Regions from separate parts of the Homo sapiens genome. Here region 1 is linked to region 2. Evidence: chromatin loops called from intact Hi-C (ENCODE). Cell type or tissue: heart left ventricle. All regions are shown on one strand. Links, peaks and the distances in the headings refer to the core of each region. The heading gives the core; the rest is flanking DNA. Region 1 overlaps DNER (delta/notch like EGF repeat containing). Region 2 has its middle 26 kb from the start of PID1.

The links. A loop is a pair of places that touch in the nucleus more often than their neighbours do. Peaks named below come from ENCODE experiments on the same cell type or tissue, not always from the same donor. Only the 100,000 strongest peaks of a DNase experiment are listed, where the experiment ranks them.
Region 1: it touches region 2 in a loop (8-fold over the local background); 1 of 110 quality-filtered maps calls a loop at or near these places.

Annotation. Positions count from the first base shown.
Region 1 is chr2:229,355,344-229,358,261 of GRCh38, forward strand. It overlaps DNER (delta/notch like EGF repeat containing), which reads right to left. Exons shown (of 13, transcript NM_139072.4): 13 at 2,286-2,918. Among named protein-coding and RNA genes, the nearest start is that of PID1, 86 kb to the left of the region's middle. In heart left ventricle, for the core only: no CTCF peak of the experiment used is centred there; no DNase peak of the experiment used is centred there.
Region 2 is chr2:229,295,521-229,298,438 of GRCh38, forward strand. No RefSeq gene overlaps it. Among named protein-coding and RNA genes, the nearest start is that of PID1, 26 kb to the left of the region's middle. In heart left ventricle, for the core only: no CTCF peak of the experiment used is centred there; no DNase peak of the experiment used is centred there; H3K27ac peaks cover 649 bases.

The sequences.
Region 1 (2,918 bases), core at 233-2,732, 60 kb after region 2:
ACTTCTCAGTTCTTGGAGAAAATCACAGCCAGACAAAATTGTTCAAAAAATTTATAGCCTCATGAAATGAAGAAACAGAAGCCAGTAGGGCAGAGTTACTAAGTGACAGGGTGGGAGGCCCAGGCCCCACTGTGCTAAGTGGAGACTTTGGTCAAAGAGGCCAACTCAACGGTTAAGACCACTTGGAAATAACTTATCTGCATGTGTCATTTTGTGGCAAGAGTAAAAAGCTTTGAAAAAAACTCCCGAATGAGCTGGAGACACTGCTGTACCATTTCTAGATGGCAGGGATCCCTGTCATTACATGTAGTTGCTTTGGCTTGTGAAGACTCACATATTAGAGAACTAATTATGGCTACACTGAGTTATAAGACCACCATCAGTTCAAGAATTCTGGAGTAGTAGTTAACTCTGGCTTATCAAGTACTATTTTCACAGCTAGTGCAAAGTAACAACTTGAGACGGTGGAGTTTTGACACCCTTAGAGAATGTGCTCCCTGCTCTAGAAGGACTATTCCTCACACATATCACAATGTACTAACTGCAGATCCCAATCATTAATCATAAAAGCGAGGGTACTATCCTACTTTGTGATCATGTCTGAATGTAAAACAAGAACAGCAGCAACAACAACAATAGCTAACGTGCTGAATCTTGGTGGGCGCTGGAGGGAGGCTAAGTGATACACACACAGTCTGGCATCCAATGCTCACAACGATTCTTCAAGGGAGGCCCTATCATGATCCCCATTTTTCAAATTTTGAAGCTTAGACCCAGAGAGCTACTTGTCCAAAGTCATTACCAAGTAAACAATTGAAGTAAGGTTTTAATCTACTCTGCTACAAATAAGCTGCCCTATAGTGGAGTTTACCTTTCCTTCATGGTGCTCTATGAAGTGTAATTCTATATTTATTTGTTTGTTAGATGAAGGTCTGGTTCAAAACAAGCTATAAGCTCGGGAGGCAGGATCCTCTGGTAGGGCTCTTGTCGGTCAGCATCTGCCTGACAAAGAATAAGTGCTCGATGAGATGAATTCTTATCATTGAATGTCCAAATGAATGAGCAAATGTCTTTAGATATATTTGGTGGCCACTCTCAGATGGTCAGAAGGCTCTGCCCAAGATCTGAATTTGCAAGCTCCATTAATTGGCTTTCAAGGGACAAACTGTGATTGATAAAAGACTTTAGTTTTTTAAACAAGTCCTTTAAGAGACATCGCATATAATGAATTTAAGACTTTGGGAGATTGAAAATGATTTCAGAGGGTGTGATTGAAGCAGCTTGCAAATGAAGACCAATAAGCAAAAAAGACACGGAGGCTCAGACAATGTCCAGGTGCTCGTGGGGGTCAAGAGGCAAATGGAGTACAACTCACACCTTTTCATGGCCCTCTCCTATCATCGATCAAGAAGTGTCTGAGCAACACACAACCAAAGGGTCTTTTATAGGAAGATGGGAGTAAGTATGTCTGCACAACACTCTGCTGCATGTTCCCATGACTGTTTAACCAACCAAGTTAATATTTTGTACTTACCTTACTTCCACTTAACTGAAAATATTAATGTATTGCACTGTATCATTTAATAATCAGAATGTGGGTGTACTGCTGTGTCATTTGTAGGATTAGGAACAGATGTTTTGAGGGTAGAGCGGGAAGGAAAAGAACCTTAAATAATTCTTTTTGCTTAAAACTCTCCCTCACACCTGGTTCCAGGACTCCTCTTGGCCTTACCTGACGTTCCTGTGTACAGTTAAAAATGCATTTTTAAAAATAACTCTGGGACTTCAGAGCAGCATTTGGATACAAAATGGAACTGAATATAGGGTGGCTCTAAACGGCCTTCAAGTTTCTAAGAACCATGGAGCTATTTGCTAAGGCAATTTCATTTAGCCTCCACAGGATAGCAGCGCCTCCACAGGATAGCAGCACGCAAGGTATTTCTTGAGGCCACAGGTGCCTGCCCTCAATGCCTGGAAGCATCTCCGGATTCCAGTGTGCCCACCGTTCACTTGTGCTGCATTTCACTGGCAAATTCGGATATAAAACTTCAGATAAGAATTCTTATTTTTTTTCCACACTTCACACTGACAAGCAGCTAGGGTGAGCTTACTGACAATTAGGAGGTCAGAAAGCCTTGCAGAGGCAAAGGAGGGGGCTCCGGCAGCCACAGAGGTGCACTCCTCAGGTTATTTAATATGGTATCAACCATGGGATTGTTTGGCAAACAATATCACATCCAAAACTTTTTATATATAGTTTTCAAAGAACAAAAGAGACAACTGCATCCTTGACTTGATCACATTTATTCAATATGGTTGGAAATTAGCAAGAATCAGAAGAAGCACATATCAATCAAATACAGCCACAAAAACATCCTGGAGATAAATAAAGCTGCACTATGAGAAATACTCACTACTGAAGGAACCAGTACTCTCTTACATTTACTACCTCTTAGCAACAAACAACTCAAATGTAAATTTAATTTACTCACAATATAGAACCCTTGACTTTTTAAAGAAAAATATAGATTCAAATCAATCAGAATTTGCCTCGCTAGGCCTTTTCGTTACGTATGTTTTTGAGGCCTAGTTCGACGACTGTTACGAAAATGACAAAAACAAACTCGAAAGAATGTTTCCACAAAGTTCAACAAAACAGTGCAGAAATAAGTTACTTACCCATGCACAGAATAAGGCAAAGGCTAATTTCATTCGGGTTAGGAATAGTAAATTTAACTAGTTTCTTTTCCACAAAACGAACATTTCAGACTTCTTTTTAAGTAACGGGTATACTCTATTATACATCATATGCTACGTTACGTGGTTTTCCTAACTCTACTCAGAAAGCCGGCACTCAAACGTCAAACAGAAACTTCTCCTTGATTAGACTTATTCTGTAACAACCACAGAAATTAATC
Region 2 (2,918 bases), core at 162-2,661:
CACACACACACACAACTAGTGCATAGAAAGGCATAAAAATGCTAAATAAATGTTAACAATTTTTATTATAACATAATCTACTGAGGGTTACATTGTTAGATTCACAAGTAACTAGATTCACAACTCTCTGTCTTTGAAGCCTGTGCTCTTCACCATTGAGCACACTGCCTCTTGAAAAGCACCTGCTGCTTCTCTAAGACACTAGGGCTAAGTTTTGGTCACCCAGAGAAGATTTGAATCTGGGCACTACAGGCTGTATCTAGCCAGCCATTGCAGAGTGCAAGAATATCTGCATTCTTCTGAACGTCCTTTGCAAAAAGAACTAAGATCACGAGCCCTTAAACAGGTCTCCACAGTCTGGAGGATGAAACTCTGGGACTCTGTATACCAGCATCTGCTCCAGGAAGGCCCACAACACAAATTTTTTTATGTTTTTATTTTTATTTTTTTGAGACAGGGTCTCACTCTGTCACCCAGGCTGGAGTGCAGTGATGCTCACTGCAGCCTCAAATTCCTGGGCTAAAGGGATCCTCCTCCCTCAGCCCCCTGAGGAGCTAGGACTACAGGTGTGTGCCACCACACCAACTTATCTTTTAATTTTAGTTTTGTAGATGCAGGGTTTCACTGTTTCCCAGGCTGCTCTCAAACTCCTGGGCTCAAGTGATCCTTCCCACTTCAGCCTCCCAAGGCACTGAGATTACAGCAATAAGCCACTGTGCCTGACCACAAAATTTCAAAATAGTCAAACATTAACAATGAGTTCTTTCATATAGTCTCTCCAGATAGAATCATATGCATTTTCTTAAAAGAAAAAAATAGGACTCTGTCTATAGCTTTTAAAGTGCAGAAAATGGTATGGTTGCTAAAAGAAAAGGTAGCAAGCTCCAATTTTGTTAAAGACCGAAGACCATCTTTGGGGCATCATAAGATAGAACAAGGGCAGATCAACCCTCTGCCTTTATTCTTGTCAGGCACCTTTTGGGTGGCATGCGTTGGGGAGGAGGAACACTGATTCCTTCAATCACAGTTGGGCAGGGTAGCTTTGCAGTGCATCTTGGAAGGATTTCCCCCATTGATTTGTCAATGAGCAGATGAAGCTGGCTGTCCTCGACTTGCCTACATTTGGTCTAACAATTACTTGTAAAAGTTAACTTCCTATTCCAAGTGAAAAAGCCAAGTAAGAAAAGAAGACATAAAGCTCCATCCTGGCCAAATCCCCACTGATGTCACAAGACTTGGCTAAAACGTGACCATGGCTTGGGGCACGGGGTATGATTATGGTGAGCCAGCTGGAAAAGCAGACTCTCTTTATTTCATTGCATACTGGCAGAGCAAAAGAAGAGGGGCTGATAAAATATTTTCCTCATAGAAAATTTCTTTGTGTGCTCCTGTTATTTAAATTTCCATATACTGAGTTCTGGAGGTGACATTGCTAATGTATGTTCTCTTTTGAAAAAGAATGCCACATCTAAATTTTATACTTCCATAATATTTCACTTACTTCAACTTTTCCCAAATCTTTGTTTCATGCCACAGGCCTTAATCTTATTTCAACCAAAATAGAAGCAAATAACTTGAAAAACAAACTCTTAATATTTTTGCATCTCTATGTCATTTTCCAAAAGGTCAGTATTTCACATGTGTCAGTCTTTCACTGCAGACACCAGTAATGTATCTACTACATTCTACATTCCATTTTCTAGAATTAGCTGCAATTTACATGAGGTCTGTCTTGTTGAAATGCAGGCTGGCTGTGTTCCTTCCTTTGATTCAAATAACAGCAATTTGCTTCCTTTAATAAGAATGTATTCTCTCTTCAATATTTTCCTTCACTCTTCTGGAGAAATACTGGTTAAATGAACGTTTAAAAGTGAGTGGAGGCTTCTCTGCCCAGACTGAAGTGTTAGCAAACAGGCTCTGCTTTCTCTGTCGAGTCCTCCCCTGTGGTTTCAAGTCCTACGTTCTCCAAAGGAAGCGGTGGAGCTAACAGAGAGCCATTGCAGCAAGACCATGATAATGACGTGAGAACATGAGAGAGGGACAAGCATACCAAGGTGTTCAGACGGAGCCTTGGTGATGATTTTTTAATGGACATTCTGCCAAGTTCCAGCAAACAACTGTGGGCTTTCTTTGGTTGTCACCTCAACTACATAATCACAGTTCTATGTAATCAGGTATCCTGTAATCACCTGTCTTGTTGTGCCAAAAATAAAAGGGTTTGCATTACCTTTGATTCACTGGGAAACTAAAAGCAGCAGATCCCAGGGACAGAATCTGTAAAATATACCTTCCTCATATGAAATTAAAATTGTTGGGAAGATATGTTTTCAAACAGCTCAACAAAAAAATCTGAGGCATCAAGAAGGATTAAATAAATGTTGAGGTAAGAGAGATCTGAAACTCCTGGCGGGGCTGTCTTAACCCTCAGGCCTCAATTTCCCTATCAATAAAAGTAAGAAGAATGATGATATTGCTTCCCAATAGTCCTTTTCAAAGGCATTTTTTATTATGCATGTTTCCTGAGGAATACTTTTTGAAAATATTTTTCAACAAAAGAATTGCTTATAAAATAATAATTCACAGGTTTTCTCATTTTTTTTTATTCAAAGACTTATATAACTGCTAATCAGAGCTTCCAATCAGCAAAAGATGGACAAGGTTGGCACACAAAGCTGACAAAATACTTACCAAAGGCAAATAAGCTTAATATGGTTAGCTTGCATGATCTTATCATAGGAAAATATATGGTTTCTACTAAATTCTTAGAAAAACTGAAAGTAGCTTATGGACTCCTTTTGCTATCTGGCAGACCCTGAAGTTAGAAGACTTTGGGATAGTAATTATCATGTTTCTCCTTCACTGGTGATTTCTGCAGTTCTATTATTCTTCTATTCTTACCGAATTGGATAAGAGAAATA